2 separate regions of the Mus musculus genome follow, and region 1 is linked to region 2. The links are chromatin loops, found by intact Hi-C in ENCODE. Cell type or tissue: heart. All regions are shown on one strand. Region 1 overlaps Pde1a (phosphodiesterase 1A, calmodulin-dependent). Region 2 overlaps Pde1a (phosphodiesterase 1A, calmodulin-dependent).

Region 1 (8,000 bases), 170 kb after region 2:
ATGATTTGATAGACTTACTATGAGAAATACTTCGAGAATTCTCATTGTATAATATCTGTACATTCTTAGAAACAGGATTTAAGTTATGTCAGACTCTTCTTAATCCAGCCATGGGATGTCAGAGTATACTGTGCATTATTCCAGAACCTTTTTTTCCTATTTAATGAACAGTTTTTACTTTCTTAAATCTATAATAATTATGCTGATGTTAAAAATTGACTTTAACTGTCTCAAGAAAAAGAATTTTAAACTAATTTTGCATCTTTTCTCTAAGATCATATAATTTATCCCCAATATGTCTCCCCAGGGTACTATTCCCCCCTGTTGTGTTCTCCCATTTGAGTGTTATGCTCACATATACATGATAATATCTCTAACGAACTCAAAGTCTGCCAGAGAAGTACAGGTCAGCTGGATTGGAACCACAAGTTATTCAGGAGAAGCCATCCTACATAAAGAAATTTGGAATTTTAGAATGAAAGTTCCATACCTTACCTATCTTGCTAAACTTTTAATGAATTATTTATAAGCAGCTAGGATATCACATTCATGGAAGTTCTTTTAAATTTATGTGGTCCTAATGGCACATATGAAACAGATCCCCTTACCAAGTGGACTAATCACCAGAGGCAAAGCCCTTGAGGAGTGCAGAAACAGGCAGAAATACACCGAGGTAGAAACATCTGCAACAGTTCTCTAAGAAGAAAAGCTAGGCCTGGAAAAAAAATGTTCCAATGTGAGACTCAGAATATACACGATGTCTAAGGGACAAGGTACCCAGAGAAGAACCGTAAGATAGGGCAAATTACTGAAGACTGGAGTTTGCCTCAATTGCCAGCTTGCCTAAAACTACAAATAGCTTTGAGGAAGCCGGTACCCAAGTGCTCTAAGGAAGTATGGCTAACTACACTAAACTGTCATGTTCCTCTCTCAGCTCTTCACCATGCATAGTAACAGTAATGGCAGTGCCCACGGGCCTGTTGATCTCATGCTACATCTAACCTTGATCCCTTTCCTTCACTTTCTGGAAACAACTGCCTAAGCGAAAGTACAACCTCTTGGTACTAATCAGGAGGCTTCACCCAGATCACCAGGAACACGAAGAAAATATCTAAATTCACCATGTTTTATTCTAATTATTATGGCACAAAAGAAAAATCTTACTTTTAACAAAGAGCCAGTGCTCTGTATTTAAACATTGTAGCTATAGATAGGGTGAAGCCCACCAGCAAGGAGCACATAACTGAGCCTGACCACATAACATACAAGGAGGCTTTGGCCCCAGGGCATCTGCCTCCATCCCCCAAACTCCCACATGGGATTAATACACAGAAAAGATGGCCAGGTGGCTCTGCCTCTGTCCAACACACCTTGCCTTCTGAACAAAAAGTAGATTCCAGTTTGTACAGCTCCTGTAACTACTATGAACTTGAGAGAAAGTAGAAAATAATATATTAATATATTATTGTATAAATTATTTAATTATATAGGGTTGGAAGACCACTGAGGTGAATATGCATTTTGAGGATAATTTTGGATTTATGAACAGTTGCAATTATAGCAGTTGCTTTGCAGTATTTACAGCTACACATTTAAGTAGATATAAATTATACCTAAGTCCATATTGGATTTAAGTGTAATTTACCTTCAAAATGTTTTAAAACAGATTTATATTGTAACTGTGTCATGCATTACCAAGGTATTCTATTTCTTTTAATGAGACTGTAAAAAAAAAATCTACTTAGTGCATAAAATGCACAGACTTTATGTAATTTCACTCTTTAAGATCCACTCATATTCAGGATGAAATAATAATAAGGCCTGTTCTATAGATTTCTATTATTCTGAATTTAACCCTAGATCAAAAACTAGTGGCTACAGCTTGAAGTTAGCATCTGCTATTGTTAACACTTACTATTTTCTGTATCCTTACAATATTTTCAAAGAAGATAATAAGAAGTTGATGGTTAAGTCCTTTGTCTTAAAAGCAGAAATTATGTGTTCATTTTCCACCTATTTAAAAACCATTTATTCTCAAAGTTGAATTCTAAAGTATGTAACAGATAACTAAACAATCCAGCTAAAATAATTAGAAATCAGTGCTGCCCCAGAGAATAAGCATTCACACGCACACGCGCGCACACGCACACACACAGACACACAGACACACACACACACACACACACACACACACACACACACACACCAAATAAACTTTAGCCGAACTTATTACACTATGCCCATATTTTCCTGGTTACACATTCTATATGCTACACAGTCCTCCTCTTTGACCCACTCCTGCCTAACTGCTTGCCTAATATTCCCAAAGGATCTAGAAGAGATACACTCCAGCACAGTAGCTATCAAATTCAAATTTATCTCAGAGCACATTATTTGAGAAAGACATAGCGTTTATAGCGCAGAAACCCTGCCCTTGAGTATAATCAGTTCAAAGAACCAAGCACAGTATTTGCCAATTAGTAGAGTGTGCAGCGGCACTGAGCAACAGGGAGAGATTGCACAACGTTTCAAAAGTTTTTCCAGTGCTATGTTACTCATGTGCTTGAGCAGCTAAATATGTTTTTAAAGCATATTTTGAAGAATTGATAAAGAGTTTATGTATCGAGCTTCAGGGAGCAGAAAATAAAAGGATTTCTTCAGTGTGCATGAAGTTAAACTCCAGGCACCCTTTGCTGCTCTGCTGCTGTTTAGTGCCACATTCCTCTGGGTTGAAGATGAAGGAGAGAGACCATTGTGGCTGACAGCCCCGGAGCCACCTGGGATGCAACAAGACTTACCGAAAGATGGGTCTTTGGAGGTGTTTCTTCCTGATTGTGACATACTCATCCATTTAAAGATGAAGATTTAACTTCTTCCTGGAAAGCGCTCCAGAAATCCGGGGGGAGAGAATGTGGAAGTTATTGTGCAGCAAGGATCCCAGAAGGAAAAAGTAGTTTCCTCTTTCTCTTTTTGGGTGCTGGGAGAAAACTTCCCTGTTCTCTGCCAGCTGGGCAGTGTGTCCATAGAGGCCACATAAGACAGGCACGTTGGGGCACTCCCCCACCGAGTAGGGTGTGCAAAACCCACCAAGAGTCACGTTGATACAGACAAGGGAAACACACAGGACCCTCAGAAGCAGAAGAAAACAAACAGAAACCTTCCTAGCCCAATCGACACCCAGGTAGGAGCTCCCACTAAGTTATTGCAGCCATGAGAGCTCTCCCTCCATGTGCTGGACAAGCCGGCAAGGCTAAGTCCCTCCCTGTCTTTAAAACAGCCTGTTCTGAGGCTCAACTTTTTTTTCTTCAAAATAAAAGTTGTACAGCTGGCTAAGCAGTCCCAAGTGAGTGCCTTCTACAAGTCGGTTCTGTTAAAGTAAGAACTGTGTATGAATTACTGAGGAATGACGGGCTGAAGTTACACAGCTGGTTTGCTTCAAGAGATTACAATTATTTTACAATGTTGCTTTCACACTGGATGAAGTGTGGGGACAAGACATCGTTTTTTTTGGACACTCACAACCTAATAATCTACACTCAGGCAGAGGTTGAAGATGCCATGTCAACTGATAGAAGTCCCTGTGTGTTGGCCAGAGCCCAGAAGTTAGCAAAACAAGCATTGCTCAAGTGTATTAGTGAAAATGTACCCAGACGCTGCTGTCCTGAAATGCAGCTTTATAACTATGAAAATAACACTACCAAAGAGAGAACAAGACACAAACACATCTACATACAAATAAACAAACAGGTAAATAAATAAACCCAAATAGTCGGGTGCATAATATTTTATAGTATGTGGGATTTTAAATTTTATAACAAGAGAGAAAACAAACAAGTGGAAAAGAAAACCATGAACCAATTTGTGAGCATTATTTCATTAGAACCTGAGGCGTTAACTCTGTGAACAGAAGCCCAAGTTACAGAGAGCAGAAATTCTAGTTCTTCAAGGTAAATTATTTTGAAAACTTTCTTGAATTGTTATTTAAGCTCCTGGTGGCCCAGGACGAGGTCATTAAATTTCAGAACCAAGGTTTAGTATGTAATTAAACGAGCCATCTAAGAGCATGATTATAATGTTTTAAAAGTGCATGCCATAAAGGGAAAGGTAGAGAGTAGCCATGGTTTTGGTTGAATGATCCATACAAAAGCCGAATCTAAGGTCTCAAAGGTAGGGAGCTATTTGCAGTCATGCGCAAACACTTCAGAGAAATAAGACCACCTTCTTCTTTCTGTCACCAAAGGGAGATGAGACTTATAAGAACTACTGATTTCATCAAGAAGTTCTAATCCATGCCAGGAAGTAAAAATCAGGCTGAGAGAGCAATGGACCAAAGATAAAATAAGTGTGTGCGATCAACCCGTCTTGTAGTGACTCTGGGGCAAATGTCTTGCCAGTCTGGACTCCAGTGTCATTTCTTGTAAAATGAAGTTATAATGTTAATCGAATTCTGTAGTTTCTTTTGAGATTTTTGTTCTTATTTTCTTTCTGTAAACAAACTGTCATAGAAATTATGATGCCTATACAACTCCACATGAAAAGATTATATATATATATATATATATATATATATATATATATATGGATATTTTGTTTGCATTGTCCCCTTTCTGGTTCTCCTCTGCAAGCCCCCTATCCCATCCCCCACCCCTGCCTCTATTATGGTTCTCCACCCACCCACCCACCCTCTCCCACCTCCCTTCCCTATGCTGGAGCATCGATCCTTCACAGGACCAAGGGCCTTCCCTCCCATTGGTGCCAGATAATTATATATTCATAATATATTCATGCACATATACTGATAGAGAAGCATCAAAATCAGTGTGTCCATCCTCATCAAAAGCACACAATCATGAACTCACATGACTTCTTACATGGCAATAAGTTAAGTATGGAGACCATTCAAACTCAAACCCACAGGCAAACCTCTCCAATGCACACTCTACTATAACCATATGCCTTGGTTTTCTTTGTCACATACGAAAGTACATAAACAATAACACACTTTTGACGTTTCCCTGGAGGGACTTTTGCATTTGTAGTGGCATTCTGTCTCCACAGTAATGGTTTATACTATTATATCTCCTAAGTCCATCTACCTTTCCAATAGAAGTGAGTCGTGTGTGGTGGCTCAGCAGTAAAGAGAACGTACTGCCTTTCCAGGGGAGTTTCTTAGCAGTACCCACAGCCATTTCGAGCTCCAGGTTCTGGGAACCTAGTGCTCTAGTGTGGCCTCTACAGGCATTCACACTCTGGGCACATACATATATGTACCCACGAATGCATGGATAACACCCACACACATACAAATAGAAAATAAACCTTTCTGGGCGGTGGTGGCGCATGCCTTTAATCCCAGCACTTGGGAGGCAGAGACAGGCGGATTTCTGAGTTCGAGGCCAGCCTGATCTACAACGTGAGTTCCAGGACAGCCAAGACTATACAGAGAAACCCTGTCTCAAAAAAAAAACAAAAAAAAAAAAGAAAGAAAGAAAATAAACCTTTTAATATAATGTGAGATGATTTTTTTTCATGACCATAATGAAAACAACTCAACATAGTGGCAGTTAACATTAAGCTGAGTTTCTTCTAAATCCACATTATTATTTACCTCAAACTCAAGACTCAGTCATCAGCCGGAGAACTTAAAGGTTGTTCACACAGATCACAGAAAAGCCAATGTAACTTTAATTGTATTCAATTTACATTTTTAAAATTTAAATGACTAAGGGAGTCCGGATAGACTTGCATTTATGTTAAGCACATCATTTGAGCCCAATATTCATCTCAACAAAAGCAATGAGAATATGCCTGTAAACTAAACATTCTCTTAAAACAGAGAAAAATGCAACTTTTTATTTATACATTGTGTGTGTGTGTGTGTACATGCATGTTCACATGCCTGTACACATTCATGGCCAAGAACACGTATGGAAGTCAGAGAATAAATTGCAGTGATTCTCTGCTCCTACCATATACGTCCTGGAGACTAAACTCAGGTCATTAAGCTAGGCAGCATGCTTCTCCTCCGCAAGCTGAATCATCTCAATGGGTCCCAAAGCATATGATTTCATTTATTCTTTCCAGAGAATATTTAAATTTGATTTGGGGAAGAGAAGTGGCCTTTTTCTAGCAATCAAGTTTAATGTAGCATCCAGTAAGATGAAAAGCATTCATTGTTAAGTAAATTACAAAAGTCTATCACTTTTATTAACACAACCATCTACACAAAATAGTAAAAGCTGTGATACAAATAACCAGGCCAAATCTCTTATAAAATAGGCTGAATACAATTTATTAAGATTTTAAATAGGGCCAAGGTCAGAAATAGTATTTGTTTTTCCTAATGTGGTAAATTAAATGCAGCTTGCTTTGCTTAGCATTTTAAATTATACATCCACACATATACGTGTATATAGACATATATATATATATATATATATATATATATATATATATATATACACCACATATCCTTATATATGCTTATGTATATACTCACACTTTTTCATATATGTGTGCATACAGATGCATACTGATGCATGCACCCAACTTGACGCAGCATGATTAGAGGTCGTCATAGTCGGTGAAAAGGGAGGACATCTGTCTTAATTATTGTGTTTACTGAAACACATGGATCCACCTTTGTGATAGTCCCAGCCAGAAGCACCCTGAAAGCATCATGGTGTATTCTCTTAATCACTATGGAAACCAAGTAAACAGTTTGCTCTCTGTGATGCTGAAGTCCCAGACATGCAATGTTAGAAGGCCACTGGATACTCAGCTACCCACCCAAACAATGGAAAATTAATTTATCTGCAAATGGTCACTTTATCTGCATTAAGCCTGGGAAGAAGTGTGTGCTGTTATTTCATTAAACAGATTTTAATGGAATATAACATCACAAGTTACATATTTCAGGAAGTGTGAAGGAACAAATGGAAAAGAAGGACCAAAGGGCACTTTAGCTTGTGTTACTGTATTCAGACGTTGGCTTAAAGAACTCTGCACCTTTAAGTTTTGCTGCCCCACTTTCCACCAAGTCTAAAGGTATGAGGGCTTCAGTTAAGTCATTTCCTACCTTTCATTTTGCTTGATATATTGAACATGAAAGGTGAGATACACAGTGGCACTCTCCTGGAAAATCACCTAGATCTGGAACAGAAGCCCCAAAACAGAAAAGGAAAATAGGGATGCCGTGCTAGCACTAGCATATCTTTTACTTGTCATATCTACAGACTTTGCAACAGTCATGGGGACCATCCCATGGTCAATTACATCCTGAGTGAAATGGCAGAGGGCCACTTCTTCCTGATGCGCTAGCCTGGTCTCTGCTCCTCTGCCACTGAGTAGAACTCACCTCAGGGAATGAGCGGAATCACTGACAAAAAACACAGATCTCACCAATGCTCCACGGATGGATTTTCACAGCTTCCATGTTGTAAGTCATTTTTGAAACTGAATTTCTTGCTATAGATTTCACAACAGATTAAAAATATGGACTTTGAGCCCTGGTGTTTCTTTCCTGAACCACACATGTTTATTTTTGTTGTAGTAGTTTTTCCTCCTCCTGTGTGGTGAGTAAGTGCTCTGCCTCCTGTCAGAGTTCTTTCTAGTCTACATTCTACCTTTTCTAGAGAACTCTAGAAAAGGAGAAGAATCACCTTATCTCCCCTGGGTGCACTCTTTCTTCTCCTAACCCCTGACTCTTCTTAAATATTAACACACTGCCCCTCACATCCCCAATACTTTTTAAGAGCTAGCCCAGGAAACCCTGTGGATCCCTGTGATAATCATTGGTACTGACCAATAAATATTTTTTACTGAGATCTGAGTGGAAGCTCTATTTTTTTTAGAAAGATTTTTGCCCTTATGTCAAGGAGCATGTATTCAAACCCTAGTCCTAGCAGCAGTTGTCTTTGCAATATCCTGTGTTGTTAGTGTCTTCTTGAGAAACTTGAGCCCAACAAAGGGGTTGGGCTACCTGTCCTCTGAGATCCTTT
Region 2 (8,000 bases):
GTGGTGGCGCACACCTTTAATCCCAGCACTCAGGGGGCAGAAGCAGGCAGATTTCTGAGTTCGAGGCCAGCCTGGTCTACAAAGTGAGTTCCAGGACAGCCAGGGCTATACAGAGAAACCCTGTCTTGAAAAATAAAATACAATCTCAGCTAGACCTATTAGACATGAGAAGGAGATAAAGGCGATACAATTAGGACAGGAAGAAATCGATAGGACTTTTACCCATTAAGGGTCATAAACGCTTCTCCTACCTCTGACAAAATATCTAGCAAGGTAGTGGGATACAAAATTCATACATACTCTTCTTGCTGTTTTCAAATGCCCACCTCACTGCAAGAATTGTAACATATCTTCCTGAAACCTGTTAACTACTGAATAGTGGAGAAAAGATAGAGGCCTAAGAAATAACAGATTGATGGTAAGGACATATTCTTCAGTCTAGATGAATAAATCTAACCCAAACTGGACATTCTAGAATATTAGAAAGCATTTGTATTTTTAAAAGCCTGGTATCAAACAAAATCTACATACACCAATTCTAGACAGTTATATTCAGCTCCCTTGGAGAAGGCTCTCCTGAGTGAAAGTGCTCTTTTAGGGAGCATTTTAACTACAAACTCACTTTATTACAGTGAGCTTTCTTCACACAGTGGGACAAAGGATTTACACCTTTCCCCTGACAATGATTAGCACGATGCTCTGCACATCTGAAGATGAGCTCGGGTGTGAGGAGTGCTGAGATGGTGGTGACACCTTGGGATTCTCATATAGCTTCAGTAGACACTGTATCACCTTCATGTTTGCATCCCATCTCAGATAAGAAACACACTCTCACTTCAGGGACTGAAGGTTGTTTGGTAGTCCATAGCAGATTAGCATGGCCATATAAACTGACAGTTACTGACTATCGAGCAGACATCTTTCTGTTTTCATGTTTCCTATTTTCATTTGTTATTGTGAGACATATTCATATAAGTGAGAACATCTCATATTCTTGGTCCCATGTTGGTGAACCTGTTTAGAAAGGACTAGGAGGTGTAGGCTTGTCAGAAGAGATGTCTCCCTGGAGTGAGATTTGAAGTCTCAAAAGCCCACACAATTCCCACTGCCCTCTCTCTGTTTATGGTTATAGATCAAGATGTGAGCTTTCAACTGTTCCTTTGTGAACTCTAACCTCTGAAACTATAAACCAAATCAAAGCCTTCTTTTATAAGTTGTCTCAATCACAGTGTTTAATCATAGCAGTAGAAAACCCAACATACAATTATGTGTGTATGTTATATACGTACATATAGATTCCATGCATACAAGAGAATAAGCATGAAGAGGTCAGATTTAGGATGTGTTGGAAGGAGAACAGACAGGATTTGATACAAGGAGGGATGTAGAGTTTACAATGTTTAAAGTCATATGCATACACATGTATGTATTGTATACTCCGTATCACGATCATCTTTAGCACCTATGCATTTTATAAATATGTGTCTTAATTAGGGTTTCCATTACTGTGATGAGACACCATGACCAAGGCAACTTGTATAAAGGACAACATTTAACTGGGGCTGGCTTGCAGGTTCAGAGGATCAGTCCATTATCATCAAGGCAGGGAGTATCCAGAATCCAGGCAGATATGGTGCAGGAGAAACTGAGAGTTCTACATCTTGATCTGACTGCAGCCAGGAGAGAGACTGGCATCCACAGTCAGCTAGGAAGAAGCTCTTTCAAAACCCACTCCCACAGTGACACACTTACTCCAGCAAGACCACACCCACTCCAACAAGTCCATACTTCCTAATAGTGCCACTCCCTAGACTAAGCATATTGAAACCAGCATCATATGCATAGAAAGTCTCCTTTCAGACATCTAAAGTCTAACTTCTTGCTCATGCTGTTGCACACATACTGGTGCAGGTCTCTCTCTTTTGTTTCACAGTTTGGAGTTTAGTCTACACTTTCATCTTTCTCCTAGATGGCATAAAACTGCCTCATTTCTGAACCTGGGTGACATTTTTGCAACCCAAACGAAATAACATTTTCTGCTATGTAGTCAGAGAAATCATTGTTAGATGTTAGTTGAAATCACTTACATGTCGTCTGAGAGATAACCCTACATTTGGCTTTCCTTTTGGGGGACCAAATAAATGGCCTGGTCATCTACATCTGGAACTACATTCCCCTACACTATGCCTGCAGAGTTCCAACCTGCCCCCTTTCTCCCCTTTTTCACAGGCTTCCCTGTTTCTTGTGTGGGAGGCAAGCTAAAACTCCTAGTTTGTACATGGCTATTCCATGCATCTGTTGGAAAAGGTCTGATCTTCCATGGCAGGCTGCTCCCTAGCCCTCTTTCCCCTATCCTCTTCTATTTATCTACACCATCACTTTCTTTGTGAAGGCTTTCTGCACATCCCTATTTCAACTACACTCCTGCTCATGTTTAGCATCACTGACCTTCCTGAAGACTGAAGCAGGTCTACTCAGTTTCCTCTCATTATGAAACCACAGTACCTTTAACAGCCAATGCACACAGTGGTTTCTACTCTGGATACCCAATAGTTCATAATGCTTTTATTCATTTAAAATTATCCACTGCAATTACGCGCGCGCGCGCGCGCGCGTGTGTGTGTGTGTGTGTGTGTGTGTGTGTGTGTGTGTGTGTAAATGTATCTGCAGTTGTCTACAGGGACCAAGAGAGATCCTGGGGCTGGTGCTTATCATGGGTGCTTGGAACAAAATCTGGGGCCTCAGCAAGAGCAGCAAGTACTCTTAACTACAAAGCCATCTTTCCAGCCCCAAACTTTTACTTTTGACTAAAATGCTAGACACTCAGATAGATACAGCAAGAGCTAGTGGCTTTGCTTGGTGCTGGCACAGGCTTGCAAGTACCAGTGACAAAGCACAGGGGTTCTTACAGAGTTTGTCATCATGTTACTATCCCTTATTTCACATCTGCATGGCCACCATCCATCAGCACACACATCTGCAGCTCAAGTGACATAAGCAGGAGTATCCTTTCTTAGCTAGCAATGGGACCAACTGTCTCATGAATGATCAATTTCAGAAACCAGCAAGAGTTTGTGTGTTTTATAAAAGAAGCACATCAAGTGGAAGAAAGCACAAATTATTAAGGAATTAGCGACTCCTTAATGGTAGCATCATCAACAACTGTACCTTGGGCAGCCAACTCTTTCCACCTCTCTTTGTTCTGCTGAATGATGTCCACCAGGTTGTTTTTGAAACTCTTCAGATCCACAGCTGAGAGCGAGTAGTCTGGGGCATAGCTCCCATCACACACGGAGCCTTTTGTATTTGACCGCCTCAGAGAGTCAGCAACATGGAACCCAATCATGGTGGACGAGCTACCATTGACAACGAAAAAAAAAAAAAAAAAAAGACAACTAGGTCAAGAGACCATACGAGACAGGTTTATAGACCCATTAAACAACAGTCACATGGGCCCAGATGTAACACGTGGCAGGTGCTTAACACAACCCCCGTCCTCTTTCCCACATGGAGTGTATTCTGACTATGATGTGGCTTCTACTCACTCCTCCCAGTTCCTTCCTCCCACCTCCCCTCCCATCCATACACCATTTGTGGACCATGATCAGTTGCAAAGGGAGTGCACTACAGTATATAGACACTAGATGGCAGTACTACCTAATAATTACTGCAAGAACTGCAGGCCTACCTTTGAGGAAAAGAATAATTACTGGGTAAAACCTTTAATATATGCAAACGAAGACCTATTATACCTGCTTGCCCCGTAGTTTGAAGACTGTGACTTTGAAGCTTCCTCTATAAGAGGAATGACAATTTTCTCTGTTGAGTCCGTCAGGAGAGAAAACGTTGGCTCCACTATGAAATCAATGAAACCTAAAAAAGCAAAGCACACAGAATGGGAGATCCAATCAAGAATCACAGTTTCCTAAACCACACGGTAAGCCACAGTGAGGACTTTCTGGTACACATGCAGAAAAACAAGTGCTCACTAGAGAACTGGCTAAGCTGTGGACAGTAACAACCTTCAGAGGCAGCTACTTTGGGTAATAATGCATTCAGTAGTGAGAGCTGATAAACTAGACTTCCTTAGCCCAAGGATGTGATCTTTCCTATCTGACATTTTACGCCTTATGCTGTCCTAGCTCTTGAGCCAGTTCTAATGATCAAGAATGTCTTTTCTTAGGGCCCCCAATGGAGGAGCTAGAGAAAGCACCCAAGAGCTGAAGGGGTCTGCAACCCTATAGGTGGAACATCAATATGAACTAACCAGTACCCCCAGAGCTCGTGTCTCTAGTTGCATATGTAGCAGAAGATGGCCTAGTTGGCCATCATTGGAAAGAGAGGCCCCTTGGTCTTGCAAACATTATATGCCCCAGTACAGGGGAACGCAAGGGCCAAGAAGTGGGAGTGAGTGAGTAGGGGAGTGGGGGGGGGGGGTATAGGGAACTTTCGGGATAGCATTTTAAATGTAAATGAAGAAAATACCTAATAAAAAATTGGAAAAAGGAAAAAAAAAGAATGTCTTTTCTTCTCAGTGAGAGGACATTACTCTTATGAATGGTCTTCGTTTGGTTTTTGGTTGTTGAATGTTATGCACACCAGAAAAAAATAAATTCTATCTAAACTCTAAGAAGACCAGATAATTAAAAGTCCCCAACCCTCAGGCCACAGAAGGACAGCCACTTTTATTTTATCCTATTTTTTTTCCTGACTGCATCAGAGTGATTTATCAGCACATCCTTATTTCAAATTGCTGTTTATTATTCTCTGGATGTAAAGCATTCGTTCACAAAGTGTGGGCATATGCTGCCGAGCCAGCAGAGAGGACACTACAATCTCCAGGCGACAGCACTAATCCCACCACTTTGAGATGTCAGCATTGAGTGCTGACTTAGATTTAAAGTGCTCATCAAGATGGAGAGTGACAGGCAAAGAGCAGAGCCCTGACCATGGATGTGTTTGCTTCTTAGTAGTGAGGAAAGGGGGATTAAAAACAATAACCATTTTAAGCTCTGGGACTGCAAAACCTTGTGGCCCCAAGAGCTATTAGGAGCTTCTGCCTTGAACCCACTGGAAATAGATACTAACATCTAAATACAAGAAAAGAAGGGTCTGGAAGTGACATACATGCAAATTATCCATTGAATGCTTGCCCAAAGTCGTATATGCTTGACACTTCTCAAGTATATGTTGGGACACATCTCAAAATTTACAAAAAATCCTACAATAATCTTGTATCTTAATACTTGAATTCAAAGTGAAGTTAACTGTTCCCCTAGACTTTTAACTCACTAGAGCAGGTAGACTGTCCAGTGAGTCCGTACCTCTTTCACTAAGAGGAATGTGTATCAGAGCCACTAGCCACCGAATCAGCCCAGCTTGCTTGATGAGATTCTGAGTTTACAACATCCACACTTTCTGAATGGTGATAAACACCAGATGCTGTTTTATTGGCTGAACAGTGTTTGGAAGTTGTCTGGGAGGGGAAAGGGTTATAGCCAGCCACTTTCCTACTGTCCTGAAGCTCTGTAATAGCTACACCAGAGCCCATGTCTGGAGAAGGGATACAGATTCATACATCACATGGTTCCGTAAGGGGGAGGCTGGCTGTCGGAATATTATCAGAGATGGGCAAGCATAGGAAATAGTTTAGTAACCTGGGACTCAGCTGGTTGTGTTACACATCCCTCTTGTCAGTACTGCTCTTGGCAGTCTAGCTCCTTGTATGCTCCGTGCATACACATATCCCTCTTTATACAGTTCATCTAACAACCATAGACTGCCACCTGCATCCTGTTACATCTATAGCCCTCTAAAGATAATGATAGGATTCCACTTCCCTAACAATAGTCAAAGCTAGAATAGTTTCTATTCCATCAGAAGCATTCTAGGAAGTGGGCTACGTGGTAGGAGAATGACCATGTGGTCTAATCTAGCAATCAGAATATAGAGCTGCTGTAAGTATATCCCTTAGAACCTGGCCTCCCCTTCCTTCAGAAGACATCAAGAGACTCTGGGCTGTAACATGGGTCCCTGGTCAGGGAGATCTATTGCTTTCCTTTAAATTTAATTCCCTTGCTATTCCTGAAAATTTTGTATGGGCTTTTAATTTAACTCCTTGGCTAAGAAGACAAGAACCTGGAAACACCTGACCTTGGCCAGCAGTAGTGGTTTATTGAATGCATTTTGTAAAAATACTTCATTGATTTTTCCTTCAGCATTAGCTAGATCAGCCTGAAGCCAAAGCTTATCCTGAGTGTAGAGTGAGGTTGGTCTGGAAGACTTTGAACTACATAGTACCTGCATTTGAACACCAACAAGTCCCACCCACTTTTCGGGGCCACCATTCTTCAAAATTACCTATTTGCGACTGGGCAACCATTGTTGACTTCCGATCACAAAGTGGAGAAAATGGAAGCCCTAATTCAGCTTCTTTGTCTCCCTGGGGAAAGAAAGGTGAATCACTGGAATCAAGCTGGAGAACTTAAGAAAATGTGTAGTCTAGATATAGTGACTTAAAACAACCACATTTCTTTAAAGCAGTAATACCTACACAGTTATTTCATTAAAGTCTATTTTCTCCTAAGGAATTTTCTAGTGCTAGTGCATCTCTAAATATCTTTGTAGTATCCCAACCCACTGACTCTAAAGTGAAAAACATTTCAGTTTTCTGAAGACCCTATAGTCACTTCAATGCATTATTGGGAGATTAATTGACCACCAAGCTTATGGATTTTTCTTCATTTTTTTAGATTTTGCTTCACAAAGCTTTAAAAAGCAAGATTTTTTTTGTTGGACTGCTCTTTCAAATGAAATATGCATGAGTATTTTGAAATCTCTTTCTTCTCATCGACTAAGATTTATTAAATATCCCACTACAAATAATGTTTTTATCATAGGTCTAGAATACAGTTCAAGAATATCATCAGTGGTTAATTACTGAATAACAATATCCTTAAGAGTTTACATTAAAATACTAATGGCACTATCATTGTTTAAAATAGAAATGACAGACTATAGCCTATATCAGAAGAATAATATTAAAGACAGACATTTATTTGGTATTTACAATACAATTGTCCTTGACTGACACTATAATATTTGCATTTGGCTGATGTTATTGTTAAATATCTGCTATGTATAGCCTAAGAACACTCTAACAGGATACCACTCAATAGGCCTATTTCTATATTATATGGTTCTTTGGAAGACTGAAAAGGATTAATTAGGGTTGAAAAAGGCATGTTGATGTTCTGCTCTGTGTAAGCTCCATTTTAAAGACTGCAGTTAGCACATTTTCATCTAAGACGTAAACACTTGACAGTGACATGCAGATCTGGCCTTCCTGTGGATGGAGTTGGGGAGGTTAATGTTGTTTTTCTGCTTCATGTACCTTTCAATTAATTTAGAATATAAAATTCCTATTGCTAAAAGCACTGGATGCTAAAAATACATTAATTATTCAATTTCCTTATAAATATTTCAAAGTGTTATTTATTTTTTGGAATGAATAAAGGCCATGGGTACCAGGTCAGCAGCAGGGGGGCTCTGAGCCAGACCATGAAAGAACTAAACAGAACACCTTGGACAGGGGAGAGATGTAGAAAGGGAAACTGTGTTACCTTGGTGGAAGCTTGACCAACTTTACAAGGTCTTTATTCTCCCAAGGAAGGAGACACAGATTTTTTTTCTTAAAATGAAATCAATAGTCAAAACTGAGCATTCTACATAACAATTACTTCACATTTATCTTGAAAGTTGTGCATCCTGTTGAAAGTCCTCTATTTAAGAGACCAAAAAATAGTTTTTAGAGTCAACAACTCACTAAACCTAATAAACGTATTTCATTGACGGATGAAAGTGGAATACTACACTCAGTTACCCAGTGGCTCTCTGTAATGTCCTAGGTCTGGGCATTATTGTTCTGGGAATGAGCCTACAGGTGTTGAGGCAGCAGCAGCAGCCCCATCGCAATCCCCAGGAGGGTCTGGTGTCCAGTG

Evidence for each region. A loop is a pair of places that touch in the nucleus more often than their neighbours do. Peaks named below come from ENCODE experiments on the same cell type or tissue, not always from the same donor. Only the 100,000 strongest peaks of a DNase experiment are listed, where the experiment ranks them.
Region 1: a loop joins it to region 2, with 3 times the contacts of the local background. A loop is called at or near these places in 2 of 42 quality-filtered maps.

The regions. Positions count from the first base shown.
Region 1 is chr2:80,035,660-80,043,659 of GRCm38, forward strand. The region is part of intron 2 of Pde1a (phosphodiesterase 1A, calmodulin-dependent); the gene reads right to left. Among named protein-coding and RNA genes, the nearest start is that of Pde1a, 90 kb to the right of the region's middle. In heart, no CTCF peak of the experiment used is centred here; a DNase peak (open chromatin) is centred at 3,292; H3K4me3 peaks cover 398 bases.
Region 2 is chr2:79,861,870-79,869,869 of GRCm38, forward strand. Pde1a (phosphodiesterase 1A, calmodulin-dependent) reads right to left here. Exons shown (of 16, transcript NM_001159582.1): 12 at 6,361-6,442; 13 at 3,753-3,873; 14 at 3,169-3,356. Among named protein-coding and RNA genes, the nearest start is that of Ppp1r1c, 160 kb to the left of the region's middle. In heart, a CTCF peak has its summit at 3,628 (motif pointing right); no DNase peak of the experiment used is centred here; H3K27me3 peaks cover 1,401 bases.